2 separate regions of the Mus musculus genome follow, and region 2 is linked to region 1. Evidence: chromatin loops called from intact Hi-C (ENCODE). Cell type or tissue: heart. All regions are shown on one strand. Links, peaks and the distances in the headings refer to the core of each region. The heading gives the core; the rest is flanking DNA.

The links. Hi-C counts contacts between places; a loop is a spot of excess contacts. Peaks named below come from ENCODE experiments on the same cell type or tissue, not always from the same donor. Only the 100,000 strongest peaks of a DNase experiment are listed, where the experiment ranks them.
Region 2: it touches region 1 in a loop (2.2-fold over the local background); 3 of 42 quality-filtered maps call a loop at or near these places.

The regions. Positions count from the first base shown.
Region 1 is chr1:135,819,253-135,835,413 of GRCm38, reverse strand. It overlaps Lad1 (ladinin), which reads right to left. Exons shown (of 10, transcript NM_133664.3): 2 at 9,522-9,659; 3 at 7,368-8,250; 4 at 6,595-6,699; 5 at 5,682-5,725; 6 at 4,442-4,514; 7 at 4,194-4,331; 8 at 3,803-3,889; 9 at 3,466-3,540; 10 at 2,073-3,102. The coding sequence ends at 3,097. Among named protein-coding and RNA genes, the nearest start is that of Lad1, 8.7 kb to the right of the region's middle. In heart, for the core only: a CTCF peak has its summit at 6,270 (motif pointing right); no DNase peak of the experiment used is centred there; H3K27ac peaks cover 1,826 bases.
Region 2 is chr1:135,746,547-135,761,975 of GRCm38, reverse strand. It overlaps Csrp1 (cysteine and glycine-rich protein 1), which reads right to left. Exons shown (of 6, transcript NM_007791.6): 4 at 15,127-15,256; 5 at 11,318-11,411; 6 at 9,747-10,932. The coding sequence ends at 10,856. Among named protein-coding and RNA genes, the nearest start is that of Phlda3, 12 kb to the left of the region's middle. In heart, for the core only: a CTCF peak has its summit at 8,839 (motif pointing right); a DNase peak (open chromatin) is centred at 8,855; H3K27ac peaks cover 797 bases.

The DNA of each region.
Region 1 (16,161 bases), core at 4,729-8,728:
GATCCCTTGACGCTTCCAGACACTGTTAGATTCCGTCTCTCGTTCACACCGAGTAAACCAGATTCGTCCAGCCCCTGCCATCTCTTCTTTCCTGGTCTCCTTTAGTTCCGCCACTTCAGAGGGACAGGGCTCACTCTATTCCAAAGTCCTTGTAAGGATCCTCTGCCCACAAGATGTCCACACTACCAGCCAACTCACCCATCATTCCGCTGACCCGGTTCCCTTCCCATGGTCCCTAGCAGCCTCTGAGCCCAGTGACTTTGATCCCTAGCCCCAGGCTTATCCTGAGACATGTGTGTCTCCATGCTGCCAGCAGGTCGGCAGCAGGACAGGCAGAGCCACAGGCAGGGGGTGGGGCTGGGGGGTGGGGGCTGAGGGTAATAACATCCCATGAAAGGGGGGGCTCAGGAAATCTGGGGGGCTTGGGAAAGGGAGGGAGAAGACTCAGAGGGATGATGGGTGCAGAAGCCAGACTGACCTCATAAAGAGCCAAACAGAATGCTTCCCCTTACCACCCTAGCCCACCAAAGTCCCACCCAGCTTTTGCATTGTATCTCAGTCTAGAATCTCCGGGAATTTACAAGTTATTTTTCCTAAATCCTCCCGGAACTTAAACTACTTTCCAAGAGAGCTGATAACCTTTCAAACAGGCCATAGCCAGATTCATGGATGCCTGAAAGAGGAATCTGGGCATCTATCCACACAGAGCACCCTCCTCCTAGAAAACCAATGGGTTCTGAGCATCTTAGGTGTGGGACTTTATCCAGACAGCCACTTCTTGGCAGCCACACTGGTGCATAGCAAGATGACTCCAGAAGCAACTTAGAGGTCTGGTCGTTAAAAATAACCAGGCCTAGGCAGATAGGCAGAAAATCAGAAGTGTGATGATCTGAAGAAGTACACGGGCTGGTGCACACTGGATACCCACACGATGACAGGCAGGATGTCCCCAGGCCACCGCAGCAGCAGAGCAGGGAGGTAGACCAGAGTGCCTCCAGGGGGCACTCAAATGTCACCTCCTACACACACACACACACACACACACACACACACACTTGTTCATCAGCTGTCTCCAGAGCAAAGCAGGAGGCAGAAGCAGCTGTGGAATGCAGCTGCCCCAACTCTCCCACCACCAACTGTCTGCCCACAGTGGGCACCCCAAAGAGGGGATGCAAGCAGAGCTCACACCACTTCAAGCCTGCACCTGATGAGCAGCCCCTCTGCCCTCTCGGGGAACTCCATGAGCCTCTCCTAAAAGTCCGTAGGACAGCTTCACTTGCTACAGAGCTTCACTTGCCAAGGAACCTCCCAAAATTTACATCATGAACACCCCAAAGACCTTTGAGGTCACCTGCCTGAACTTTTGGAATTCAGAGAAGGGAAGGACCTGGGGTCCCAATCAAGGTTCTCAGCCCAACCAGAGCAGTTACACCCTCCACTGCCTGGGTGGCACATAGCTACCTTCCCTGCCCCGCCCAGGTTTACATTAGCCCTCAATTGCAGATAAAGTCCTTCTCAGGACATACAGGATGTTCCAGGCAGGTCTTCAGGGCCCATTCCCTCCACCTCAGCCCAGCAAAAAGATGAGATCAGCTGCAGGAGGCTCTCAGAGGTAAGCCAGGCCTGGATGCTGAAGTGTGAGCACACGCAGAGTCTGAGGACCTCTGTCCCCTGGACTATAGGGCCTAAGACAAAGGGCCTTCACCCAGGACAAAAAGACAGGAAGAACTGGCTGCTTCTACTCCATAAACTAGGGGAGCAGGGACCCAGGGTTGCACTTAGTAGCCATGACTGAGAGACTGGGATGCCCCAGGCAAGTGGGTCTGAGCAGCCTTCACCCATTCTCTCTCAAGGCTGTTCTAGGTGAATCCAGAGCAATCGATTGGGAATAAGAGCTGGAATGGCTTAAGACTTTAACCTCCTTCAGACTCTGGCCATAACAGAGTTGCAGGGTTTGTTGTGCATTTTTGAGTGGCTCAGTGTCCTACAAGCATACATGGGACCATGGTACTGAGGACTGGGAGGAGGAAGACTGGGGGGAAAAGTATGGAACGGAGTTTATGTGAAATTCTGCGCTCTTAAATGATTTTTATTTTATGTGTGCCTTGCTTGCATGTATAACTGCACACCATGTGTATATGCAGTGCCTACAAATTCCCTAAAAGTGGGGTTTCAGACATTTATAAGCCAATGTATAGGTGCTGGGAATTGAGCCTACGTCCCCTGAAGAGCAGCCAGAGTTCTTAACTGCTGAGCCATCTCTCCCGACACCAGGTATGCACAATTAAGACCTTAGATCACAAAACTAGGACCTTAAAATGAGAGGAGATGGGAATGAGGGAAGGGTTTCTTCTTCCAGCGAAGCCAACGCTGCCTCACTCCCTGCAGCTGATTCGGAAGGAACGCAAAACCTGTGAGAACAAAGCCATCGACATTACCAGACACTTACACCTGAGACTGAATGAGTTTATCAGATCCTTCCTGGGAAAGGTTTTTCTGGCTGAGAGTAAGGCATGTGGTAAGACGAAAAGGCACCGAGTTCCCGATCAGGGCAGCAGGAGGGTGGGGAACACAGTGCAAGCAGTGGGGTGTAGCACATAGGCAGCCTGGCGACTCCTTTCCAGTCTGGCTTGAACAAGCCTCAGGGAGCGGTAAATAGGTCTAGCACTCAGTGTGGAGATATCACAGGCACACCGAGTGCCTGCTGGGAGCAGGCTAGACATGTAACTCTGCAGTTGGCAAAATAACCCAGCTTGATGGTGGAGGTGAGTAGGAGAAAGGGAGGCAGTCCCTAGAGAGGACATGGACACTCCATGGCTGACGGGCCAGGGCTGTGCTCTGGCACTTTCCGGGTTCAGGATACATTGTACCTTCAGCGGGACAAGAAAGTTCCAGAGAACACCTGCCCACAGTCTGGGCTGGAGACGGGCTGAAGGCGTGGCAGTCATGTTCCTGGCCCCTGAGGACCCTGACCAGACTGATCCAGAGGCGGGAAGGGAGTGGGGTCTGCAAGAGTCAAGGGTTCTGCAGGAGAGGGGCCGGCATGATGAAGGGCCCTTGGGATGCAGGTTTTCAGGTCCGTCCTGACAGGACTTGTCACACCTGTGGGACAAAGGCCAATTAGAACAAGGAAAGGGAGTTGCTAGTGCTAAGGAGGGGGGCACCTCTGGATAAGAAGGCACACCTTTGGACAACCAAGCCTTCGCCCACACTGGGTAAGGTACCCGAAACCTAATGGTTAGATGGGGGACCCAAACTACCGCTCAGCCAAGACAGTGCAGGGGCTCTCATCATTCTCAGGGGTTGGTCATCTGAGAACACAGGGACAGACAGAACCCGGACACTCAGACCACACAACTCCGAACTGCAACCCACTTAAGAGTAATCACTTGGACAGGTTTGGGGGCCTTCCACTGTATCTCAGGGCCAGTCTCCACCCCTCCCTCCCCACCCCGCCCTACTCACCTCTGCATCCAGGGATGTGGACGGCTTGCTTCCCCATTGAGCCCTCTTGGTGACTGATGCCTCTTTCCGTACCTCCTGATTAGGGCATCAGAGTAAAAAGCAGGAACTCAGACCCGGGTAAAGAGGAACTTGAGTCCCCCACCTGTCCCCTACTCCAGATGCCTTTGTTATTCCTGAAAGGAAGGGGACCCAGACTCTCTCCTCTGTGCAGCTGTCACCCACAGATTATGTCCTTACCCCACAGCCCCTGCTACCAGCTCCACTTTTGAAATGACCCATTGCTGCTGAGCCTATCCCTCCTCTGACCTCCTTGTAAGAAACACGTGGGCGAGGATACCTGAGAACCGTGGTCTCCCGAATCCTGGGTCTTGCTGATCCACAGGTTAAGTCTTGATGTCACGACCCCTGACAGACGCAGATTCTCCTAGAATGAAAATGTCCACCTTTAGGGTTCAGAGTCCCTGACCACAGTAAGGCTCTTCCAAAGACCCTAGAATGGGGACAAGATTCTGTCCACCACAGTGTCACTTGGTACAAGCTATGTGTGCCTGGGATAGGCCCCACCCTAGGGAGTTCTGCACCCAGTTAAGGAGACACAATCTCAGAAAACACATATGCCAAATCAAGGGCCTGCCAGCATTGACAGACAACACTGTTTCTAACCTTGCCAAGGGTTAGGCCCAGGCTTCAGAGATATCAGAGCCCGGCAGCTGGGATCCGGCCCTCACCTTTCGGATGGAGGTTGGTTCTGTGCGGTTCTGGCCTGACAGCTCCTTCTCAAAGAGGTGTCGCTTGCTGGCTACACCGGCAGGTGTGACAAGGACTTCAGTACGGGAGGAGCCTGGAGACCTGACGGATTCTGACCTCTGCCAAATCAGAGATGCGAGGGCTGAGCTGGGACCGTGAGGTTCGTAAACAATGCCCTCTACCCTGGTGGGGGCTCCTACCCTCCCTCACAGATACCCTCTGCTCCTACCTGGATGGCTGTGTGGTATCTCTCCAGTTTCTCCCCTAGCTTGACGGTGCTAGCCGGCAGCCTCACGCTGGCACTGTAGGAAGGGAAGACAGTAAAACAAACCAGGGAGGCCAGAGTGAAATTCTGCAGGGTGGCCAGGCCTGTCTCCGGGGCTTGAAGAACCCACCCCTGGCACCCAACCATGCTGGCGCCCCATCATGCTCACTGGCAAAGAGGGAGGACAGAAAGCAACGAGAATGCCTTCAATGAAGGGTGGATGCCTTCGCTGCAGAGTGGAATGCACTGACTCGGGCAGGGAGGAAGTCCACAGACTCCAGGAACCTTCTCACCTCTGAGGAACAGCCTGCCTGCCTGATCCGGCATCCCAGGATCAGGAGTGCTTCCCACTGTTTCCTTCCTTCCTCCCTTCCCCTCTCACACCCTGTCACCTCCACTAAAAACACCTCAGCTCTCACAGGCTGGTTGGTCATAACCGCTCCTATGATCCCACTCTTGGTTCACACCGCTCGCTGTCCCTGCATCTGCCTGCTAGGGTGTCTATGTGTTCAAAGATCTCAAATGAGTGTCTTGTCATTGTTCTCCTCTTGCTCCACCCCCCACCCCAGCCAGCCCCAGCCCTAGGAACAGGAGCTCTTACTAAAGGTTTAGTAGGCAGGGGATACAGCCGAGGTGGACAGAACGTGTAACGCCTGCACTACATTTTAGAACTTTTTTGTGTTTGTCTGCGTTCCCCTACTCCCACACCCTCACACAGCATACCATCCTCCCTCTGCTTGCCTCAGAGTGACAAAGCAAGGGTACTTACTAAACATGCAGGTTCCTGGGCCCCACTCTAGGCCTGCCACAGCTGAGTCGTTTTTGTCTTTGTCTTAATCATAGCCTCCCTTCTGGAACGTTCTCTCACCCTTTCCCACTCCAACGTCAAGAGAAAAGCTTCCTCCTCCCTCTTCAGAGCCCCATCAAAACTATGTCTCCTCCAAGCATGGGAAGGGTCATGGGACAGGTACTTGACTCCCTGCCATAGCACACAAAGCTGTGGTGACAAATCCCTCCCAGTGCCATCTCACCCAACCCCAGGGCCTCTTGTCAATCCTGTCACCCTGACAGATTTAGAGCCACAAGCAAAGCCTTCATCTTCCTTCATGCGTCCTATGGCCCAGCCTGACACAATGATGACAGGTGGAAAAAATATATATACACACGACCAGACCAAAGCAAGCAAGGCCTCCAGGCAGCTCACCTGCGGGTTAAGGGTGTTTCTGAGTTGTCTTTCCTGGGGCTCATCTGAAATAAGAAGGTAAGGTTAGTAAGTGAGGGTCTCAGGAAGTCGATGTCCCCTCTCCAGTGAGGAATCTAGCTCTCAGGATGCATCTAACTTCTGAGAATCAGCCCCCACCTCAAAGTATCAAGCCTTCATTAAAAATCTTATCTGAAAGCACCTGCCTTCATCCTCCAGGGTGGGTCCAAAGCCCTGTTTCAGCCTCCCCAGCCTTGCCAAGGTACCTACTACAACCTGTATTCCTAACTACCTCATCAGGGACCTTGAGCCTTGGGAGTACTGGTCAACCTCAGTCCTACCAGCTCTTTCCCAGAGCCTAGCACACATCAAGGGCACAAGGCACATTCAATCGATGGAGGAACAGATGACGCAGAAAACAAAAGCATTGAGACAGACCAGATGAAACTCTCCAATTTCATCACACCACAGCAAGGCAGGGGCAGAGAACACTGGAGAGAAACCTGCTGCTCTCTGCCCTGCCCCTACCTCCCAAGGAAGGACAGGGACTGATGAAGACACAAGAGGGTTGTGACAGGCCAATCTGGTCCGGCAAGTGCATCTTTCTGCAGTCCTAATCTTATCCACTAGGTGGGGCTGCTCACATTCATTTACACAGACACAGACACAGACACAGAGACACACACACACACACACACACACACACACACACACACACCAGTTTTCTACATCTTCAACCTGCTCTCTTTATTTAGAATGACTTCTCTTGTTTGGGTACCCATAACTCAAAGCTCCTCTCTATCCAGTCTCTAAGAAGACCCTTCCTATTGTCTAACATACAGCTCTTGCTTTATGGGTACTGGTTTCCTTTGCGTGTTCTGCAGCTGATTGGTGACTAGGGTCCCCTGGCTCTTACCCGGAAGGAGATGGTCCTGGGGCTGGAGCGTTTGAGGGAACTGCTGTAGGTGAGCAGGGTGGGTGAAGGTGTGTCTGCATCTTCATCCTTGCTGGGAATTTTCACCTGAGTGGAGCAAAGGTGTCAGACAAGAGCTCATCTTCCTCAGTACAATTGTAGGGTGCTCCCAGGTCCAAACCCCCAAACCCAAACTTCCAGGGGGGACCTCGGGTGTTCTGGCTCATCCCAGAAGCTACACATGGAAGAAGAGAGTCAATCAGACTGCCTATACCTCTCTCTCTCTCTCTCTCTCTCTCTCTTTCTCTCTCTCTCTCTCTCTCTCTGCCATGCAGTGGCTATATAGTCTCATGTAGCCCAGCCACCAGGCAGAGCTTTAGTTTTGGAAGGATCCGAGGCTTCCTAAGAGTTTGCTGTGTAGCCTAAGACGCCCATACTTAATGGGTGCTGGTTTCCCTGGAAGGCTCTTTAGAAAACAGGAGTCTAGGCTACCCTGACTCTGAGCAGAAGCAAATGGCTTGGGAGCTGGAGTCTAGGACCTGGTTTGAGAACCCAGCTGTTCCCAGCACATGGCCCCTTGCAGGTCTAATAATCTGCCCGTGACTCAGTGTCCTATTCTGACAGGAGTGAGGAATAATAAAGAGTGAAGAAACCACCAAGACCAGCTCAAAAATGGGAGGAGAGGAGGACACGAGGGAGCCAGAGGCCACAAGGGCTGGACTGCAGTAAGGTCTGCTAGGGAGGGCAAGAGAGAGACAGAACAGAACAATGCCAACCTGGAGTGTGATGGGTGGGAAACGAGAGGCTTTGGTCGGCGGGGCTGGTGTGCTCTGCTCTGCAGAAGAAGGTGGGCTCTTGTCAGGGAGGGCCCTTCCTCTGGGCTCCCTCGTGGTGGCCTGGCTTCCCCCAGTGGTCTGGGGCTGCTCTGACACTGCTGCCTTCTTTGGCGTCAGCTTTGCCTCTGAGACTAGTGACTTCTCAAAGATGGATGCTTTCTCCGACACCAGCTTCCTCTCCTGCATCTTCTCTGAGACGATGGCTTTTTCTAGAACTGGAGGGGACCTTCTCTCTGGTGCTGCCGTCTTCAGAGACACAAGCGTCTTCTCAGGGACCGGTGACTTCTCTGTCACACTTGTTTTTTCTGGAACCAACTTCTCTGGGCTATGTCTTTTCTCAGTCAGAGACGCTTTCTCTGTGGCTGTCCCCTTCTCTGAGGGGCAGGCTTTCTCAGAAACCAGTCTTTTGGCAGGCACTGGGGTCTTCTCTGAGACAGGCGTTTTCTCAGAGACCAAGGTCTTCTGCTGAGCCACCGTCTCTTCTGGAAGCCTCTTTTCTCCTTCCGCAAGCTCTCTGTTCTTTAGGCGTTCTTCGTCCTGGGCCCAAGGGCCTCTCTGCTCCCGACTCAGTCTCCGGCGAGGCAGGGCCTCCACTTTCTTCTTAGGCACAAGGGGCTGTGACGAGGTCTGCTCAGGGCCCAGGCTGTCTCTTTCCTCCTCTGCCTCTGGCCTCTCCTGTACTGGAGCCTGGACAGCCTCTACCACCTGCCGCCTCTGTCTCCGCTCCTTTCTGGTCCTAAGGATGGCCTGGAAGTCTTCATCTTCATCTTTGGAGGCTGGGGGCGATGGCTTAGAGACCTCTGCTTCCTCCACACTGGGCAGCCTGAATCAAAAGGGAAAGAAGGTGGATAGAATCAGGTGACATCAGGAGCGAGGGTGACCCCGAGTACAGCTGACTCAGTGAGACCTCCAGGCCTCCCAACTGCTCCCTCTCCCTCCCCATCAATATTTTTAAAATAATCACTTCTATGTAGTCTACGTGCACAGTGTCACTTAAACAAAGCACCCTGGGCTCTTAAAAAAAATAAACAAAAAACAAAATCATAGAGGACAGTGAACTGTTCAACCAGAGTCACCAACACTGATCAAGCAACTGATTTATAGGTTCTAGGCCTGGGCAACACTGGCTGGGAGGGCTCAAAGGAGTTAGCATAGTTCCTGTCCATCAGAGCCTAGAGGTTGCCGTGGGAGCTAAGGGAAACCCAAGGCTTCTGAGATAGCTTTCCATCACCCTGCCTGTCACACGGGGATGTCCGGAACACAGCGAAGGCAGTGGGTTTGGGTTAGCCCAAGAGACACCGCCTGATCTTTCTTCGTTGGGGGGTTGGGGGGGAGGAAGAGCAATATAAACAAAACAAACAAACAAAAACCCCTTTGTAAAACTCTGAGGCAGTGCTCTCCATGTAGAGGAGTCTGTCTGTCTGTCTGTGCCTCCTGTCCCAGCTTCTCATGCGATCTCAGGTGCATCCAGTCACTGTCTGAGCCTTTCAATTCTGTAAACTGAGCTTGTTGGGCAGCTCCTGGGATGAGCAAAGTCCTAGTACGTGGGCAGTGTTCAGTAACTCCCCGGCCCGGCTCTTCCTTCCCCTCATCATCCCCAAACCTAGCTGTCACGACCTGCCCCATTTTGCTCCTCTCAGAGTCAGGAGGATTAGAGTATAGGGAGGTAGCCTGTATAAGGGAAGTTTGACAAACATGGATGAGCACTGTGGCCACACTCACTAGATCCAGGACCTCAATGCATTAGCGTGCTTCCCTGAGTGTCCCCTGACGTTATTAACAGTGGCCTCTCAGACATCATGAGGACTTAAGGGAGCTGCATCGTAAAATGTCCAGCAGAGTAGGGCTCACGGAGAGGTTCACCAAACGTCATCCGGGAGTGTGTTGACAAGGGTAGGGACTGTGCTTGGGCTGAGAACGGGTCTGGAGATGATGAGGAATTTGAAGTTCACCTTCCCACCATCAGCCTTATCCCAGGACCAAATCCTTAGCAGGTCAAACTGTTTTCACATAGTCTTCCTGGGACAGCTAAGACCCCACCCACTTCCACTCAGAACGATGAAGTGATCTTCAGAACCCAACCCAACCAAGTACCTCTCCACAGATCTCTGAGCTCCATTCTGGGTGAGTTTTGGAGATTCATCATCTGTGGTTGAACTCAGGTTGCGGTGCCTCCGCCTGCGTTCCCGCTCCTGCTCCTCTTCGTCCTCCAAAGTCCGCTGTCGGGCAAGGCTAGGAGAAGGAGGTAGGGTCAACACAGCCCAGAGCCAGGTGAGCACCTTCTCCAGCCAGACTTGGAGAAGACTTCTTGCCTGGAGGCGGCCCTGCTGCCAGTGGCCTTGGGGCATTCCAGTGCAGATAACTGGGACAGAGATGGGTTATACTTGCGAATGCCCACCAGATTTCAAAGACCCAGGATGAAGAAGAGAAGTGCAAAGTTTCTCATTGAAACAGTGTAACTGTCTGTGAGGGTCTGTGCCTGTACTAACAGGCAGCTAGAAGGCTGGAGCCTAGGAACAGAAGGCTACCCTGTGCTACATAGTGAGAGTCTGTGTCAAAGGAAGGAAGGAAGGAAGGAAGGAAGGAGGGAGGGAGGGAGGGAGGGAGGGAGGGAGGGAGGGAGGAAGGAAGGAAGGAGAAGGAAGGGAGGGAGGAAGGAAGGAAGGAAGGAAGGGAGGGAGGGAGGGAGGGAGGGAGGGAGGGAGGGAGGAAGGAAGGAAGAAGGGAGGGAGGGAGGGAGGGAGGAAGGAAGGAAGGAAGGAAGGAAGGAAGGAAGGAAGGAAGAAAGAAAGAAAGAAAGAAAGAAAGAAAGAAAGAAAGAAAGAAAGAAAGACAGATAGGAAGAAGGAAAGAAAGGAAGAAAAGAAAGATTGTACATTGATTCCGTGTTTAAAAGATCACTTTTGAATCTATTAAAGCAAATGAGACATATTATATAATTTTTCCCTTTTACTTCTTTAATGTGGCTACTGGACAATTCAACTTTTCCATGCAGCTCCTGTCTACACAGGAGGGATCTTGTTAGCTCAGAGTTTCTCCAGTGGGCTGCACTGACATTTTAGCCAGCTAATTCCTTGTGAGGAGCTGCCCTGAATTATAAATACTGAATGGCCCCCTTAGGTGCCATAGCAGCAGCCCCCTCCCCGTTGTGACAAGCAAACACACTTCCCAGCATTACCAAATAGCACCTTGGAGTCACGGTACCCCTGGATGAGAACCCCTGTGTGTGCTGGGTTTGACTGTGGCAAGAGAACAACACTGGATGATGGGGCGGGGCTGGGGGGGGGGCGAAGCGGCTGTGACAATGCCCTTCTCTTCTTACTCCCCCACAGACAATAAATGAGGAGTTCCCTCACAGTTGCTCATCCCACACAGAAATCCTTAGCCTCTGATGGTTGGGTAAGGGTAGACTCCCAAATCCGATGGAGAGAGATCCACAGTAGACTTTTCCTTCTCAGGGCCTCTCTCAACTTTTAAAGCTGTCTCCTACTTGCCTGGAGCAGCAAGGGGGATTCCACATACTATACATATGCTTTCTTCTCCCGTGACCTTGAATTTGTGGAACTGACTAGACACTTTCAGGCAGTCACACAACTTCCCACTAATCCATTCATCCAGCCACCCAGCCACCCAGCAATCCAATCGGCTCACGCACCGGCCCTTCTCACCATCTTTATCCCCCTTGCCTTCTAAGACCCAACTTCCCTCCACCCATATAAACACATAACCACTCAACAGCTCTAAGAAAGGCAGCCCTAGTCTGTAACCAAGTTTGGGTATTAAGGGAAGTAGGTGTGGGCATATTCCTTTCTCTTGGAAGTCTGTCCTTGAAGAGGCAATTCGTTAAAGGCACACTGTGTTGGCTTGCAGCTGAAGAAGGAAATAGAGACAAAATATTCCTCAAAGGGAACCTTAACTATACATCTGTTACAATAAGGCTGGACTTAAGGTATAGTTCATTAGCCATACTTAACTATTACACTTATGAGGTTTCTCCGAAAGGGGATAACAGGCTTTTTAAAGTGGCTTAGTCAGTTATGTTTTTAAAAAATTGCTTCTGAGTGTCCACCAGAGATGGAAATCAAAACCCTAGGAGGAAGATGGCCACCACTATCATTGTAATTAATTCCTACACACTATCACAAAACTCACAATCTGTATGCAACTGAATTGCATCTAAAATGCATGGGTGGGACTCTGGTGTCTGCAAGGCAGCTCGGGGACCTGGTTCCTAGTCACCGTGCTTTTGGGCAAGTCACTTCCTGCACCTCTTCACTGTTGAAGAAGAGGATTGCTTTCCCAGGGTAAGCCTCACGTCTGTACAGCCAACATTCTCTAAACAAAGGCTTTCTGAGGCCCCACAGGCTGGGCATGATTTTGGAGCTAAAATACAGCAGGAAGAAAATAACATATCTCTCTTCATGGAGGCTAGGGGGCTCACACAATAAGCAAGGAAACAAACCCAGGGCCCAGTCCATAGGAGAGAAAGGCTTGGGTGTACAGACTTTGTTCAAGAGGTGGGTCCAATAGTGTCATATCTGGTGGCACAGGGTCCCAGGAGTTGTGAGTGCAAAGCCCTGGTGTAAGAGCTAGATGCTCAGAGGAAGATGGTAGGCTAGAGGCAGCCTGCAGAGGAACTACTCAGGGTAGTAAGGAGAGAGCAGCGGGGACCTCTGGTACATCACATGGTGACCAAAAGAGCCAGTCAGAGCCCCTGAAGGCAATCTACCCCTTTCTATGTAGGAAAGAGTGTGTCTGCTCATCACCCCCAAGGGAGGGGCTACCTTAGAAGAGAACCTACTGGAATATCCCAATTCAACCAGTTATGATGGCCACATCAATTCTCCTGGACATCTCAGTCACAATTGTATTCCACCTCAATGCAAATGAAAGGGGACCAGGGATCTTAAACAGGACTCCCCTGGGCCTTCACATGAGCCCTGTGATCCCTGGATATTTTACAGACCGCTCCTTTGTTCACCTCCCACACCGCACGTGAACCTACAGTCTCTTAGCCAGGGTCTGATGCCCCACCCTCCTCTGTCAACTTCTGCTGGCTTGCAAATGAGGACGCAGCTCCTTCTCCCACTCTGCCTGCTCCCTGCCCCCGTCCTAGACTGGGAATAACGTCTACCCTCCTGAGGGGGCCCATGTCCAGAGGAGACTGAACACTGCCCAGCCCACACCCGACAGGGCTAGGCTGGAGCTTCCAGGATCCCTTGACCACGAGTAACGCTGTTCTCAGCTGCTGCTCACTGCCCTTGGGGAAGCAGGGGTTTTGTTTGCCCTCCACTGGGGCCCTAAGTGCAGTGCCATCAACCTGACCAGGACTCCTCAAACATGACTTATGACCAGGCTAGGTGAGAGCTGGCAACAGAAGTCAGGGCCAGCAGTCAGTGTGTCCAAGACCCCAACACTCAAGAAAGGCACTGTGATCACCAACCACTATTGCTCAGAAATCAACGCCTGACACCCAGCAAAACGTGTGTCCTCTCATCATTGCACCCCCGGGGGAGAATGTTATCTCTCATAATCAAAGATTATTGGCCTCTAAAGGGAGAAATGCACCGACGTGGAGGAGGAAGAAGGACAAAGGTCGGTTCCTTAGCAGGTGCAATCGCTGAAATCCCAGTAATAGATCAATTATTGGCGGCCTAGAACGGGGCTTGGAATTCAAATATGGTGAAAAACAAATCAAAAAGTAAAAGAACGAAGGTGAATGGTTGGGGTGAGCACTAGCACGTCGGTGCTTACTACAGCACCAGAGGCTGCTCTAAATGCTTCACAAATACCGCTGATGTTCATCCGTTCGAGGCTCTGAGCAAGGTGGTGCTACCTAACTCAATGAGGCTTTGAGGAGTTCACGAAGCACAGCTACAGAAAAGAAGGAGCCAAGACCTCCCATCTGTGTCCTCCTCTCTAGCCCGGACACCAAGGGCCAGAAAAGAAATGCCTCAGTGTCCTGGTTAGGGCCTGAGTGCTGGCCCTAAACCAGAGGATGACAGCTGAGCATTCAGAAGGAAGAAGGGAGCTCCCCGCAGCAGGAACAAAGGGGCAGCCAAGCTCAGGGTGCAGCTGGGAGAACAGAGATTTAGGGAAAGCCGGTGACCATGGAGCCCTAGCACCAAGACCTATGTGGATCCCGCAGGCCCTAACACAGCCCGGGGACTTGGCAGGTGACACTGCAACCCAGCCAAGCAGCTCAGGACTCACACCCCTCCACACCCTTTTCCCCATCTCCGGGCCTTCACTGGGGGACACACTTCCCTCTCTGCCTCCAGGTGAGGCTGCTGTTCCTCCCCATTCCTGATTCACCAACTCCACCCTTTCTCTTGGATGACTAAAGACATAACTACCCTGTTACACTTAAGAATAGAACCCATTTCCCCTAGTGGTCACAAAGAAGCCTGTGACAGGGCAAACAAGAGCCCAGCTGCTCTGATTTAAGCAGCTAGAGGGACCTTAAGATGCCACAGAAGCATTTAGTGGGTCCTGGGATTCAAAGACCTGGGCATGGGAAAGGGGGTAACAGCGGGAGGACCCTGGATGTGGCTGTGACTTTGGGCCAGTCTAGTTTGCGAGCAGGCAGGCCTCCGGCTCCCCTTCCACACACTGAGGAACTTTGGTGAGTGGTCTGAAGTCCCTTCTGCGCCAGACTGTCTAGAGAAAGGTATCGGGGGAATCCAGAGAAGCATGGGGCGAGCGGGAGCTGTTTAAGGGCCAGGCAAGGAAATTATTAACCAGTGGCCACTTAGTCCCATGGCTCTGAGATCCTCCCCTCACCCCCCACAGACAGGCTGGCATATCCTCGCCGGTCACCAGGTCAGCACATGGACGAAAGGACAAGGCCGAGCAGGGCAAGCAGCTCACCGCTGCCCCATCCCAGGCCTGCAGCTTCTGAGCCTCACAGCCAAGGACAGGGAGTGCAGGCTCACCCACCTCTGCCTTGGCTCTAGTTGAGGCCACCTTTGTCACGCCCTCAGCACAGGCCTCCCTCCGAAGCCTGGAAGGCCTGGTTGATGGTGACTCACAGTCCTTTCCTGTGGCCCGCTGAGGTTTGTTGCTCACTGAGAGAACGGAGCAGGAGCCATCCTACGTTCCAGGTGCCTCATCAGGGAGCCTGTTGGCAGCAGCTGCAGCTGCCCACGGGCTTCCATGAAGGCTGGGACTGGGCAGGGAGGCCAGACTAGGTCCTACGGTAGCAGGACTGGTTCTGCAGGGCTTCACTACCACTTAGCCTGGACATCCCATGGGAACTTGGCCCCACCCCTGCAGCCATGCGAATCTATGCCCAACGGAGCAGGGGACAAACTACCATCAGATCTCGTTCCCATTAAAAGTCCTAGTCCTCCCAGACGATCCCCTATACACACACACACACACACACACACACACACACACACACACACACATACACACACACACACCTACAGAAAGTAGGATCTGTTTTGTATTTTTAACAGTACACAGAACTAACGTCTTCAGCAACCATTTAGAAGGAGCATCCTAGAAGCAGATTCAGCTGCCCGGGGACATCTCATCTCTACACAGGCCACAAACATGCTCCCCCACACAGAGGTCACACAACACGTATCTGAGCATGCATTCGTAGGCATGGCTGTGTTCACACCCAGAGACAAAGGCGCTCCCGCACCAACCCCGTGCACACTGACCCACAGAGTCCAAGGCCTTGCCCCCGCACCAGCTCCACCCTCGGCGCATACCTTCCCTGGGGTGTGTCTGACCTCTAAGGCAGCGTGGGCTCCCTTTCCAGAGCATTGGTTCTCACCCTCCTTGGAGCCTATCCTTCCCCTTCACTGGATACCATGGCCCTCTCTGCACTGAGGCTGAGGTGAGGGACAGCCATACTTCAGAGCAGTGTCCTAAGGCTCTGAGGAGGAAGTCTTCAAACCAAAGGATGAACTGTGACAGACTGTGACTGAAAGACTCTGATGCCCTCAGGGAGGTGCTGAGGGGCAGCAGCTCTCAGTGTGAGAGATGCCTTGATAGGAGGTGGTACCCATACTGGGCTGCACCTGCAGTCGTAGCTCCGACCCCACAAAAGACCTGAAGACTGAAAGCCCACTTGAGAGAAGCCAAGAGGCCAATTTTACCCTGACTGGAACCTGAGGAATAGAAAGGACAGGGCTCTGGCCGGAGCCTCTGTTACCTTTAGGACAAAGGATGCCTTCCCAGTTAGGGACTCAGTGTGAGGAATTGGAAGAACGGATGCTCATTCCAACACTTCTGGAGAGGGAGGGGCAGCTCCAAGAGGAGCCACAAAGAGAGGGGCGGCCTCCTAGATACTGACCCCTCCTAGGCTTCTCTGACCCTGATAGGCTGTCCAGCAGGCAGAAATGGCAAAGATATTCTCTGACCCATTGAGATTCACAAACACAGATTGTAGCGCAGACAAGGATAACATCTTACCTCAAGTGGCATAGATACCACTCCAAATGTTGTGCTCAGAATTTGAGCCTCTCTTTGGGATGGGGTGGGGGTGCTACTTTCTCTGATTCTATTCACACACCCGGGTTCTGTTGACTCCATAAGGTGGGGCTAAAGGACACTTCCCAGATCCATTCTAAAACTCTTAACAGAGGCGCAGAGGCTGAGGGTCCGCTCAAGAATAAGTCTTGGGGTAACTCTTGAATTTTCCCAGCCCCCTAAAACGGTCCCTTGCCCTCACAGACAGTAGCACCCTGGGCTGTCCAGGCTGCGGAAAAGCCTTACC
Region 2 (15,429 bases), core at 7,064-11,063, 76 kb after region 1:
GCTATACAGTGAGTTCTGTACTGGCCAGGATTACATAGTGACAGCGTGTCTCAATGTGTCTCATAAAGGTGACCCAACAGGTAAGGGCATTTGCTACCAGACTGGAGCCCCACCATCCACACGCTGGGAGAAGAGAACAGACTCCTGCAAGTTGTCCTCTGATCTCTAATCACACACACCACGGCATCCACAAGTCTCCCTCATTCCCTCGAAAAATAAATAAATACATACATACATACATAAATGTAACAATTAAAGGCCAAGACTCAACCATTAACAGTCCCTCTGAGAAAGGGTGACAAGGGACAGAATTATTTTTCTTTTAAATATTATCACTCTATAGTACTCAAGGTTTTCAATCCTGGCCCATCTTGCTTCCTTTACAAACCTAGTTAAGTGCCCAACACATCAACACGTATGCAATGAAGAATAATAAGTTTGAGGGGCTGGAGAGACTGCTCAGTAGTTAAGAGCCCTTACGGTTCTTGCAGAGGACCCAGCTTCAGTTCCCAACATCCACATGGTGGCTCACAACCTCTGTAACTTCAGTTCCAAGGATCCCAACCCTTCTTTTGATCTCTACAGGCTCTGCACACATGTGCTACAGACATACACATAGGCACACACACGCACACACATACATACACATAAAATTAAATAAATATGTTTAGATAAAACAAATGAGAGAGCTGGCTAAAATTTGTGGTTGAATGGGGACTGTTTTAGTATCAGAAGCATAACATGGTGGGAAACATGACCCCACATGAACTGAAGCCCACTTCTGCTGTGTAGGCTAAATCTGGAAAGCGTCATAGTGATATGTGACCAATATAACCGTGGGGTGTGTGTGGGTGGGCTAACCTGAAGATGTTTGCCCTTTGGTTTTCTTATTTTGGTTTTTGGAGATGCAGTCTCGGTATGTAGCCCAAGCTGGCCTGGCACTTGAGATCTTCTGCTTCAGCTGCCCTAGTTCCGGGATTGCAAGCGTGTGCCACCAACATCCAGTTTACATTAGGAACTCTCTATGAAATTGAAAATCCATGACTGACTTGAAAGCAGGGTTGATTTCAAACGCATTCCTGGAGATTGTTGTCTTCAGGGCATCTGTGGGGTTTTCCTGGGTAGGCACAGCAGACTCTCCTGTTGGGGAATGTCAGCATCACACCAAATAGACAGACCCTCTCCTCACCCCCTCCGCCAACTTCTGCAAACATAGAGGCAGTTTCCCTTGTGCACCTTGGGTACCTGGCCCTTGGAACTGAAAGGTTTACTTACACTGCTAGGGATCAATGTTGATGGTTCAGAAGGTCTGGGACCAGAAAATATGAATTTCTAGGAGCTTCCTTGTTATACATTATTGATACTACTCCATATACTCTAGGTAGATAGCCAAAGTTTAGAGCAATGGTTTTTAAAACGCCCAGGTCCAGCAACACCAGAAAAGCAAATTCCAGGCTCCACCCTAGACCTACTGAGTCAGAGCCCTGGTTTTGATGCTGAGCAATCACTATGGACCCCTGACTGACTGGAAGGTGCGCTTGGCTACGAGAGTGGACACTCGAGGAATTACACCAGCTCAACAGAGCTTTGGACAGTCACATCCTTGATCACACCTTCATTGCTCACTGTAAATTGAAGGCTGTCAAGCTCCGGTTTGTGAAGCTAATAACGATTTCCAAGAAAGCCTGGTTGGTTCCCAGGGCCCCGGGAACTCCCCAGATAGGTGAAAAAAAAAAAGAAAGAAAGAGGACGATTGTTGATCTCTCCTCAGCCGGTTCCTTGTTCCAGGTAGCTCACCTACATGGCGCAGGGGTCCACCCATAGCTCTGCCCCACCCTGCGCCCTCTCTGTATTTAACCTCCAGTTCCCTGGTTCCTCCCTGCTTTCCTCTCTCACCCAGCAGATCTTTTTCCCCCACACTTCTGATCCTCTCCTTCTCCTTTGATGTACAGCTCTTTTTGTCCAGGGCTTTGGGGTTTCCTCCAGTCTCTGCTTTTTTGAAAACCGGCCCAAGTTTCAAGTCTCTAATGACTTGGATTTTATGGGCACTATTGCAACAGACCTCAAGTGGGCAGCAACCATGGAGCTGACCAGCCCGGGCATGCTCCTGGGCCTGTCTCTCTGACTGGAAATCCCCTCCCACGCTCAGCCCTTTAATCACTTTCCATCCCAATAACTTTCCTGATTCACCAGGGATCCCTTTTGTCTTGAGAGCGCCCACTGCCCCTCTCTGATGGGCTGAGTCTGGACTTGAAGGCATTTGATCCCAGCTTGGGTCTGACAGAGATTGGATTTGTGGGCTCAGGATTCAGGCTGAGGCCTGCAGAATTTTCCCCTTTCCCATGCCATGTTGGCATCTGGATGCCCATGTTGCAGAAGCAAAAGGGTTGCCCCAGAATGGCCCTCGAGGACACTGGACCACAGAGCAGAGCTGTTCCCAGAACAGGCTAGGGGACCCAAAGCAACTAGTAGCTTTCCTAACCTGCCTGCTGGGTAACTCTCCACATTTCAATCATTTTCAGTTTCTTACCGTTCTCTCTCTTTTTTTAAAGATTTATTTATTATTATAAATAGGTACACTGTAGCTGTCTTCAAGCACACCAGAAGAGGGTGTCAGATCTCATTACAGGAAGTTGGGAGCCACCATGGGGTTGCTGGGATTTGAACTCAGGACCTTTGGAAGAGCAGTCAGTGCTCTTACCCGCTGAGCCATCTCACCAGCCCCTACCATTCTCTTTTAATAACAACAACGTGCTTTGAACCACAGGGTCTTAAACCTGAGTCCCAACCCTGTATGGGATTTGTATAACTGAGTATGGGGGCTGTGAATATCTTGGTGAGATTAAAAGGTTTCTGAGCATGAAGTGGCCAAAAGTTAACACAAAATCAAACACAATACGAATCTGTGGTGTATCTGGCAGCACGCATCCATATAGTATCTAATAACTTCATTACAGCCATGATCCTTAGCAGACAGGTGAGTTTCTCACTGCGCATGCGCTGGAGACCGTTTACCCTGCTGGAACACCTTGACTCAGACTCGAGAATATTATATGCTATGAATTGCAGTATTTTTAATGCATAAAGTGTTTTCAGCTCGCCAGGCAGTGGTGGCACACGTCTTGAATCCCAGCGCTTAGGAGGTGGAGGCAGGCAGAGCTCTGTGAGTTCGAGGCCACCCTGGTCTCTACAGCTTGAGTTCCAAAACAGCCAGAGCAATACAGAGAAACCCAGTCTGGAGGGGGAAAAAAAAAAGATTTATACAAAGATGGTTGGCTTAATCATAGCTAACAGTTCTGAGCATGTAGGTTTTTTAGCTAGTATTATCAGTGGATTGTATTGTTAGAATGTTTGAATTTAATTATTGAGGGGAGAAAGCACAATGACATGTGTGCTACCTCATACTTGTGGAGTCAAAGAACAAATATTTTTACCCTTTGAGCCATCTCACTAACCAGGAATGTTTGAATTTTAAAATTACTGTTTGCGTTGCTGGCTTAATTTTTTTTTAATTCTCTCAAAAAAAAAAAAACCTTCAATGCATTTTGGTTTGTGATTAGAATTTCCAACCATTTCTAAAGTGGCCCTAAATGTCCAGCTATCATTTTGGATGGTGTGTTTGTGTGAAGTGGTGTGAGTAGATTGGATGATTATAATAGCCAAATGCCAGGCCATTCTGAAGTGTTGACCCTGCTCTATGCCCAGCAGTACCAAATATTCAGCCAAGACTTAGTTCCTTATGCAAAAGTAAACAAGCGCACCCATCTCAAGGGAATGAAAATTTGTTCTATTTAATGAATAGTATATACCAAAGAATAGTTTTAAATCAGTTACTGATTTGTTAGCAATGAATATTTGATTTGTACACATTTTTACATATCTATATACCTATGATTGCATAAAAATGTTTCAGGCATGAAGGGGTCTCTCGTGGGACTGGGGTGAGAAACCCTCTTTTAGATCCACGTGACACTTCACTCACTGCTCAGTGACAGAGACCTTCTGAAGCTTGTCGTTAGGTGAGCTTCTCGTCTGTGAGCAGGTTTAACGTGTGGCACACCATAACATGGCAAACACACAAGCCAGGAGCACCGCTGTTTATTGCCACTATCAAGACGATGTCCTGTGCATAAACGTTTCTGCAATATTCCTGTGAGGATGGTAGGTTTGTTTCCACCAGCCAGGCCACAAACGTGATGACAGCAAAACCAGGTGACAGGGAAGTTTCAGCTTTATTCCAGTCTTAATGCGGTCCCTTTCTGTGCTCTAACACTGAGGGACAAACTGTCTTGTGGCGCGTGCCTTAAATACATTTTTTTAAAATTGAAAACATTCAAAACAGGACGATATCTTTTCACTACCTTCCTGGTCCCCAGGCCTGCCCCAGACAAGCAATTTAGCTGGTCCTGGCTCGTACCAAGCATTTGCCTTTGCTTTTCATACGTTAGCACCCAGAATAGTAGCAAGTAGCACCCTCACTGGTACTATGGGAATGACGGGGGTGGGAGGGATCTGCACGTATCCTTCCAGCTCTGCTAGTCTCTGTACTTGATGGTGACTTCCTCTCTTTCTGGAGAGCTGACCTTCACAGAAGGCTCCTAAAATAGGCATGGGGGACAGGGCAAGGAGAGGGGAAATGGCAGGGAAGGAGTCCATACTGAGTCTTTCTAGGTGAGACGTTCCTCACAGCTTCTTCCTGCCTCTGGCTTCCAGACGCTTCACGACCAGAATTCTGAATGTTCCTGTCACTTTCGAGATGGGCAAGTTCCCAGGTTCCATGATCAGGTAGAGAAGGTGGCTGTGAGGTGTCCGGTCTGAGGACAAGGTCAAGAAGAGATGAACACGTGGCTGGAGGGGCTCAGGAGAGGAAGTCAGAGCTGATCTTGCAGCACCATGGAGGGTCCCTTGAGTCAGGTTCAGGCTAAGCTCCAGGGGAACGAAATCTGAGTTCTCTTCATGGGATTGGCAAAGCAGGAGAGGTGGAGTTCATAGGTTCAGGGACACACCCCCTCCACCTCAGCCAGGTGACCCCTCTTGAAGAGACACCCCGAAGAGAGCATTAGCTTTCTGACAGTCCATTATACTCGCCTGACAGAAACATGTTTCTTAGGACTGAACACTGCCTGTCTAAGGCCCCAGCTGACAAGGTATGCATATAGTCGCTAGGATGGCTACTCATGCTACACAAATGAACTGTTTCTGACGAAACTATTTGCCCAAGCAAAGGCTATAGTACTGGTGCCACCAGCCCCATTCAGGACCCCAGGGAGGGCTCTGCTCACTGTGACACAGTGAGTACAAGTTCCATCTCTTACCTGTTCCCTTCCTCATTGGGAGGCATTAGGGGACATAAAGATTCACACGACAGCTCTTAAAGAGTTGTGTGTGTGCACATGTGCAAGTGTATACCCATGGTTGTGTGAGGTGTGTGAGCAGGCATACATGTCAGTGCCAAAAGTCCACCCGGGTACGGATCCTCAGGAGTTTTGAGACAGAGTCTTTCACTGAACCTAAGACTCACTGGTTAGGCTAGGCTGGCTCCCTAGTGAGCACCAGGTATCTCCCTATCTCTGACTCCCTAGTACTGAAATTGTTAGTAAACCCCACATGCCTGTACCTGAGCTGTCTGAGCTATCTCTCCAGCCCCACTTTCTAAAGAGCTCTAAACAATCTGTAATCCCAACTCTTGGGAGGCTAAGGTGAAGGACCGTGAGTTTAAAGGTGGCCTTGACTACACAGCAAAGCTGTGTCTTAGAAACAAGCCACAAACATTCTGTACATAGTGATGCATGCCTACAGTCTCAGCAACCCCAGAGGCTGAGGCAGGAGGATTGCAAGCCCCAGATCAGATTGGGCAATATAGCAAAACTCTGCCTCAAGCAACCAAGCAAACAAAAAGTTCTGTACAGAAAAGCTATGAGTCACTTTGATCTGTTTAAACACATGAGTAAGGCGCATGGCCACAACGAAGTTAAAAGAGGAGAGGAAAAATATAGCCTTACCATGCACTCAGCAGACTGGTAGGTATTTATGAAGAATCCTAAAAAGACTATGGGATGGTGGGTGGCCCCAAGATCTTGGGTACTCCTCTTTATACCTATTATAGGGGACAGTAAGTGTCCGGGCACTAACCTAAGCCCTTGAACACTCTGCAGATGTCAGTCCAAGGTCAACAGAGTGGCAGTATAGAAGGGTCAGGAGCAGATACTTCAGACTAGGCACAAGGGCTTGTCCAGACATGGAAAGTGCCCACTAAGATCTTCAGTCAGGATAATCTACTTCCTGAATTTTCAAGGCCTTTGGGGCGAGTCTTCCTAAGCTCATAAACAAAGAACATCAGAGCTGGGTGGATCCCCTGGAGCCTGGCTGCTCCGGTGTGGTCTCTGGATCCGCAACATCAGCACCACCTTCCCCTGGGAGCTTGTGAGAGACATCCGGTCTCAGGCCCCACCCAAAACTACTGAACTCGAATCTGTGTTTTACAAGATTCCCCAGGAGATGTGTATGCACATCAGAGCCTGGGAAGTACTTCCCCGGCACTAATTTAGGCCAACGTTTTCATTTCACAAACGAGGCGCTGACACCCAGAGGGGAGGAGGCTGGCCCAAAGTTACACAGCTGGTTCCAATCCTGGCTTCACCACTTGCCAGAGACTTTGAGTAAGTCATTTAAAAATGCACTGACTCTCACTTTCCTCTTCTATAAGGCAGGGTATCACACTCGACTCCAAGTGCTTGCACATGCACCAGATAAGACGGCATCCAAATTAGGCTTCATAAACACTAACAGTCACTATAGTTCTAGCTCTCTGCTCTAAGGCCACCCTTCCACCTCCCAACACAGGCCATCTTCTCTATAGACAGTACTGCAGTATAGGGATAAGTCCTGGGCCAGGGGGTTCTATGCAGATCCTGTTCTGCCATTTGACCTTGAACTGGTTTCCAAATTGTCCCCTGGTTCCTGGTTTTAGTTTGGTCATTCATAAATGAGTTGACTCCATCTCAAAAGGTCATTGAAGGTCTTTGATCTTTGAATAGTCTTAGAATAAGCCAGAAATGACAAGTTTATGTTTCCAAACTACCCAAAAGAAAGAGACACCATTAAGGAAGTCTAGCTCAAGAGAGTCTATAGGCCTTTTCCAGAATGGCTCTGCCTTGACACATCCAAGTACTTCAAATGCCTAGGTGTGCCCCCAGCCCAGTTCTTCTTCTGGGGAGTGAATCCAAGGTCTCACACATGCTAGCTAAGTGCTCTACCACAGAGCTATATTGAAAACTCCTCTTTCTTCTTCAACTAATAAAAAGGACCCTCAAGGCATCCATCCGGTACCTCTCTGGGGATGGGGTTAAAGAGGAGCCCAGTCAGACTGGAGGGCAGCTGTTTTCAAAGCTTTGAGGGCTGTCAGGTGGGAGAAGTCTAGACCTGGTCTCACGGACTGTGGAGAACAGAAACAAAAAGTTCAGGTCAGTCCTCTCCCGTCATAACAACTGGTGGGAGACAGCTCCAGAGGTTCCTGTAATGAGTCCTAAAGCAAGTGAGCTACAGGGGAGAGGGCTCCCCTGCTGCAAGGCTGGCAAGGCTGGCAAGGCTGGCGTAACCTCCACGTGCCCCAGCCTGGGCTGACTATGAGTGTCATCTCAGGCAAACACAGTTTTCAAATACAGTTTCCCATGCCCCATCCCAACCTGATCAGAATCTATAGGGTGGATCTGGGATCTATTTTAAAAGCACCCCTCCACACCTCCGCAATGGTTCTCATAACAGGTGTGTGTGTGTGTGTTTGAAGGCAGGACCAGGAACTGGAGGAAGGAGTTAGAACCACCCAATGATTGGTTCTCAATGATTTGCTCAGTTTCTCAAACTACCCTCACCGTCACCAGGGTCTAAGGATGCTGGGGACTGTTCCTTCATTGGGTTTCTGTTTTTCACAAAGCATGTACTCTTGATTTGGGGATTACTCAAACACCTGATAGCAAATCACATAAATCACACACACACACACACACACCTTTTGTAACAAAATTATTCTGTAGCAAAATTGGCTTTGAACTCAATTTTCTTCCTGCCTCCATCTCCAAATGCATTCGCCTTCATCGTTGCAGTCTGACTCCCCATGGAAGCCACCTTTTTAGATGACCCAGACTGTGGTCTTGAAGGAAGACTGATGGAGCTAACCCCTCCTTCCATCAGAACAGGCAGCTTTCCTCCACCACACCCTAAAGGTCCAGGGCACTCGCGCAACTGGGCGTCCTTCATGCCATTCTTTCCCCTAAGGGCATCTTGGACCATGTGGAGGTTTCACTTAAGTGGAAAAAGGAAGATTCTGTCTGCTTCTCTCCTTTGGGTCATTCTCGTGGTTTGGTATGGCATAGGTCAGTATTAGAGCACACCTCCTTCCGGGAAGATTAGATGCCCTCGCAGAAGCACAGGGTCGTCAACACCCACAGCAGAAAAGGAGTAGCTAACGAAAATAAAATGAAATAAAAAAGAAAAAGAAAAGGAAAGGAAAGGAAAGGAAAGAAAGAGGAAGAGGAAGAGGAAAAAGAAAAAGAAAAAGAAAAAGAAAAAGGAAAAGGAAAAGGAAAAGGAAAAGAAAAAGAAAAAGAAAAAGAAAAAGAAAAAGAAAAAGAAAAAGAAAAAGAAAAAGAAAAAGAAAAAGAAAAAGAAAAAGAAAAAGAAAAAGAAAAAGAAAAAGAAAAAGAAAAAGAAAAAATGGAGTGGCTGTCTTTGGCCTTGACCCCACAGCGCCATCTGGTGTCTAAAGGTACAGAGCAAGCTCGGCGCCTGCAGATAGATCCCTGCGACTTCCCAAGGTCCTCGCAGTACCAGGGCCTGCCTGATAGCACTGTGCTGGGCCGAGACCTGCCTGCATGGCCAGCAGAGGGCAGCCTGTCTCCACCTCTGGACCCCAAAGGCACGAATCCTGGTACTCTGTGGGTCCCGCCCAGGGTAGGAGAATCCATTTGTGTCCCTGAGAACTTCCTGTGGGTCTTGAGACCTGTTTGGGAGCTGTCTGCGCCACTTAGGGCTAGCACTCTTAGATCTCCAGCTGTTGGGCAGGTGTTGCCTTGCACTGTGGTGTAGGTAGGTCTGATGAGGAGCACTGCTGGCCTGATCCTTTAGCTAATACAAGTAGAGTTTAAACTCTACTCACTGCTTTGAAAAACTCAGTGTGGGCACATTTTCATGGACTGGTACAGCCTAGCTCTGGGTACGATGAACAACACTACAACCCTTCAGACAAGCCTATTTCCCACGCCTGGTCTTCCGTGTACCTGGTTGTTGGGCCCTAAGAGAAAAACAGACAGCTTTTTGCCTCCCCCCAATGTCACACACACACACACACACACACACACACACACACACACACACACACACACACACACTTTTCCAAGAAGTGAGACTTCTGGAGTTGATACAGGACGTTCCTCTGGCTGAGTTTCTCTGTACAGGGGGCTTTCCAAAAGCTGAAGTGTTGAACATATTGTTGGGACCAAATTGAGCCTTTCAAAAGCCAAGTCCACAAAATTCCCACATCCTGGGGTGGGCAAACAGGGTGAGGCCATGGTCTTTGGTCATTTGGTTCCCTTAGAATCGATACTAAAAAGTAAACATTCCATAGAAAGTTCCAGAGTGGTTCTTTTTGGTTCATTTCTACTAGGCCTTGCTGAGATTGTTCTGGTCTGATCCAGCGCTGACTCCAGGGTGTGGCCGGGCCCCCATAGACAGACAGGAAAGCAGAGTTCAGTTCTAAATTGCTTTATTGATCAGATGATAAATCAGCTTCAACAGCCCATGCCTACAGCCCTTGCAGCAAACAGCTGTACAGCCTTGTCCCCTCAGTTCCGGGGAGCATCAAGGCCCGGCCCTTCCCCTCCCTCGCCCCCCCCCCCCCCGCTCCTGACCTTGGGGCCTGGATGGGGTGGGCAAGGTAGTGAAGGTTACTAGAGAAAGGTAGGGTGAAGAAAGAAGGGTCTGAGTCTGGGTTGGAGGGGAGTGAGGACTTGGGGTTCAGAGGAACCCTCAGGAGTGGCTAGAACACAGCTCTACCCTGGGCTATGCTGTAACAGAAACTGTCTATTTCAGCCACCTGGCCCAAGGTTAGAACTAGAATTGGCCACTCCAAGATCTGGACCACTGATAAATGCAAATACTTGGTCAAGGTATTCATTAGGATCTCCCTTGCCCATCAAACTGGGAACTTGATGCCTAAGGAGGTCAGGCAATCTCTAGACTTTGGGGTCCTCTGAACTGGCTTGTTCTCCATTCCTAAGTGAAAAGATACTATTTCCACATTCAAAGGCAAGGGCCAGAGAAAGAGCTCCTTCCGATGGCCCACAATCCTATCTGCACCTCCCTGCCTCTCATGGAGACTTCCCAGACTGAGATACACCAAGAACTCAGCCGCCTACTCAGAGGAGACTCTCTGGGACCCAAAAACCATAACCCTCCCTAGGCCAATTCTGGTCCTGCCTCCCTGCCCCAGGTCTCCTGCTTTGCTCTATTGGTCTCCAAAGATGTGGGCTCAGGTGTCCTGGCCAGTAGAGAGTGGACATTCAGCCTAGAAACAGAGGAGGGTAAGGTGTGGGGAAAGGGACCTGGTCTCTGGAAAGGGGCGACTAGACAGATGTCTCCTAAAGGTAATGGTATCAAATGCCAGGCAGGAGGAAACCCTTCGTGGGGAAGGAGCTCAGGCAGATCCCTGAGCCACAAAAAGCCAGATACCCAAGTCCAAGGCATTAGTGATGTGCAGCGGGGCTGAGTGAGGGAGAGGAGCTCGGAGGTGTCCAAGGCTTGGGAATGGACCGCTGATGAAAAGCTTAGGAGTAAGCAGGGTGCGCAGGCGGTGGCAGCCTCACTCTGAGTGAACCAAGGCTCCAGCTCCCTGTCCAAAGCCAAAACCTTTGGGCCCAAAGTTTTTGGCATAGCATCCTGCAGAGAGGAGAGAAGGGTAAGGATGTACTCCTGTCCTCAGAGTAACTCCACCCACCACTCCTTGTGCCTGGTCTCTGGAGGACAGTCCATCAGTGCCCACCTCCCCGTCTCCATCGTGCTCCTAGCCTCAATAGTGAGGAGAACCGTGTCCCCTTTATTTCAATGAGGGAGTAAATCGTTTGCTGTCTTTCGGTCACTAGACGGGTATTAAGATCCTAGGCTCCACTCTCATCCCTGGCCCGTGTTCCATCTGATTCTGGCCAAGTCTCATTCTCCCTTGGATTGGAAGGCAAGAGGGCTGGTTCATTTAGCGACAGCATAGTCGCTTGGTCTCCAGCCTCCTCCAGCCTTCAGATCTTCAGAGAGAAGTGGAGCTACCCACCTTTACAGTAGATCTCACCATCCTTGTCTGCCAGGGTGGTCGACTCAAGGCCTTTGCCACACTTGGCACATCGGAAGCAGGACTTATGCCAGGACTAGATAAGAAAGGAAATGGGGAAATGGTTAACACCACTGCCAGCGACTAGGGGACCAGCCCACCATTAGATGCCATCATGGACAGGCATTTTGCAAGTCAGGTTGGGGTAGCAGGGATGCTAGGGGAGTGTGGCCCAGACACAGAGGGAGCAGGCCAGGCACCAAGTGCACACTAGTAATGTGCCGCCATGGATGTGACGTGTTACCATGGCTCCCTGCTCACTGGTCCCAGCTGCACCACAGAAGAGGGTTACATCTCATTTGGGTAGCTGCAACCCCCACAGGCGGGCAGGCAAGCCTTCACCACACCATTCTGCCTGTGAAACTGGTATAGCTCTGGATTTATCTTGGCTCTGTCACATGCTACTTGAATGGTTGCCCCCACTCAATGTCCTCGCAGGAGACATTTATCTGTCTCTGTTTATCTTGCAGAGTGGATGTGAGGATTTCATACTAAGATGACTGGTACACAACCACAGAGCAGGCAACCATCACTGTTATTTTCCTGAACTAGCCCAGCCTCTGAGGTTCTAGCACTTGGTGCCTAGGCAGCCGTCAGAATTAAATGGCTTCCGCAGAGTCAAGTGCTCGCATGGGGCCAGGCATGGAGGAAGCCCTGAGTCAAATCTGTATGGTTTTTGAAAGGAGACTAGGTCTGTCTACAGTGTACTGAACTCAATAGAAAGCCACAGAAGGCCCTTTGGGATTCCAAGAGGTGCCCTAAAGCAGCACAGGGCAAAGAGTTTCTCAAGAGAGGCAGGACTCGAGTCTGTATGGCATTCACATGCACCCACATGCATGCGTGCATGCTACACACACACACAGCTACACATCAACAACACAACTCAATAACCAACTCCCATCAGCCACATCTGGACATGCGGGGTGGTGTGTAGGTGGAAGAGGCTGGCCACATTCAGCTGGGACAACAAAACAACCCCATGTAAGGCCAGTGAGTTCCCCAGTGTACCCCATGTAAGGCCACTGAGGTCCCCGGTGTACCCCACGTAAGGCCAGTGAGTTCCCCAGTGTAACCACCAATGCCCAGGCTGGAGGGTAGGGAAAGCCGCTGGGGCCTTCAGATTTCCGGGCCACTGGACCTTGCCCCTAAGCTCCTCCTGTGCCCAAAAGACACAGCAGACAAAAGCAGGGGGCCGAGATGGGATGGACAGATCATCTTCACTCTCCTTCAGTGTTCTGTGCAAACCTCTTTGTAAAGCAGAAGCCACTACCCCAGCCCTCCAGACTGCAAGAAGACTGAATTATACACAGCCTACCCAGAGTAGCATCTCGGATTTTCCAGCCACTCCTGAAATAAGCTTAGTGTCTTTGCCCATTCAGCCCACAGTGAAAGGCACACTGTGTCCCTAATGCCTCCTTGGGGGAGGGGGGGAGGGGCGGGGGCTGCTTCTTCTCTTTTCCTGTTGAATTCAAAATTATTCTACTCCCCAGGACAACACAGGGTTTCTCTCAGAAGCCTTGGCTGCCCTGGAACTCACTCTGTAGACCATGCTGGCCTCAAACTCAGAAAGACCCACCTCCCAATTAAAGGCTGGGATTAAAGGCATTTACTGCCGGACCTCAGTGCAATCTCTACCCTATGCCATGGAAATAGAGATTCCTGGGTATTTCTTTAATAATCTCCTACTTTCATAAGCAAAGGGAAAAGATGACTTCTGATGTTATTATTTCTTCCTTTTTCCTCCTTTTTGGGGGTTCAGTCTGAGATTACAGGCATGTGTAGCCATGACAGACTCCTGTTCTCACGATACTTAAGGCACAACAGTGCCCACTACACATGTATTTCCTCATATAATCTTAAAAACATTTTGTATGTGTGAGGCAGTCATGGTATCACTTCATCATGGCTCCACTCCCTTGGACCTCATTACGCATAACTGCTCACGAATAAATGGCAAAACCAAGATTCAAGCAGATTACGGAAGGCCTAGACAGTTCATCACCACAGTTGGCTTAACAACCCTTTCCTGTCTTCGAAAGTATAGAAATGTTTTCAGAGAGGTTAAGTAGCCCACAGTAAAGTCAACAGTAGTAAGAGGCAGGGCTTCCGAATCAGGCAAGTCTAGCTGGGCTCCTGGCTTGCTTCCTAGCTAGAAGATACGGGTACAGAAAATACTCATTCCTATGGACTCCCGTTTCCTTGGTCTGTGTGATGGGGATAATCTCAGCGGCAATGCAGAGGTCCCGTGGTCCAGACTTGGCCAAGCACTCATTCCCATTCCACACTCCTGACCCATTCCTCAAGATCAAAAGGCCTTCAAAGCCATGGGCCAAACCAAAAGAGCTGGCCACGGGCTCCATGCGCCATGGGTCTGTTGGCTTGCTGTCTGAGCATGGCCAGATCCAGATGTCCTCTCTGACCACACTCCTTGAGGGTACATGTTCTGTGGTCTGCTGACTCTTAGTCTAAGACTGCAACCCCCCAGGGCTCTCCTGCTCTTTCCTGAATATCAAGGAAATGATCGCCAGGCTGTTTGGACAGTTGGTTGTCTAGAGTGATTCTCCTTGAGCACTGCAGAATGGAAGCCGGAAGCGACTTTCAGAATAGCACAGGGACAGGATAGGCAAAGGAATGAAAAATAATATGGAAACCCCTTCCAGCAGGCTGACAGAACCTTAACCCAGAAAACCTCTGTCCTCAGGGTTATATGAGTGCATCTCTGCAGAATACATTCCATCAGGCAAAATATGTATTTCGTGATGGTTTATAATTGTATTTTATAATTGTAAAATGTATTTCTGGAACCAAAACTCCTAAAATCTAACTAAAGCTGTAAATCTTCATCCTAGAAAGAGAAACCCTCTTAGTTGTATTTATTTATTTATCTTTTATGTATATGAGTATACCGTAGCTGTCTTCAGATACACCAGAAGAGGGCGTGTGGCCCTATCACATGGTTGTGAACTATCATGTGGTTGATGGGAATTGAACTCAGGACCTCTAGAAGAACAGTCAGTGTTCTTAACCACTGAGCCATCACTCCAGCCTGAGAAGCCCTCTCAGAAAACGTAGCCATGTTGCATTGGTGACACACACCTTTAATACCAGCACTTGGAGAGGCAGAGGTAGGTAGATCTCTATGAGTTTAAGGCCAACCTGGTTCTAGGACATTCAGGGCCTCACACAGAAAGCCTGTCTCAAAGAGAGAACAAGAATGAGAGCAAGAGCAAGAAGAAGGAAGAAGGAAGAAGGAAGAAGGAAGAAGGAAGAAGGAAGAAGGAAGAAGGAAGAAGGAAGAAGAAGAGGAGGAGGAGGAGGAAATGGAAGGAAAAAGAAAGGAAAGGAAAGGAAAGGAAAGGAAAGGAAAGGAAAGGAAAGGAAAGGAAAGGAAAGGAAAGGAAAGGAAAGGAAAGGAAAGGAAAGGAAAGGAAAGGAAAGGAAAGGAAATCCAGTAATGAAATCTTAGGGGATGGGCCCTTCAATATCCACCTACATCCTTAGCCTTAGCAATGCCCTACAAAGTGACCACAGACAATCTGTGGCACTGGAGATGGTTCAGTTTGTGGTTTGGGTGAGTTCTCTAGGATCCAGGACAAGCAGCCCACAGGGCCAGGTCACTCAATCTCTGGAAGGAGACTAAGTGCAGGTCTCAGGCCCGGAGCAGATCTAGAGTCATCCATCACACAGCTCTGTAATTCACATTTGGGAAGCACACATCCCTCTTCTCTCCCTCATGCCCTGCAGCGCCTTACCTTCCCGGCACCGATCACCTTCTCCGCAGCATAGACCGCCTGGCTACAGCGGGGACAGCGCTCAGAGCCGCCAATCTTCTGGGCAAACTTGGATGCATTGGGGTTGGTGGTGGGCCTGTGTCCAGGGGCTCTACACACAGAAGTACATGTGGCAAGATGACTAACAGTGCAGTGGTAGAACCCTTCTCTCTCTTGCCAGGGACAGGGCCATCAGAGCTAAGGCCACCATGGCCTCTGAGATCCCAAAGCTCAAAGAATTGGCAACACCACACACTTTCCTCATTGCATAGTTAAAGCCCCCAA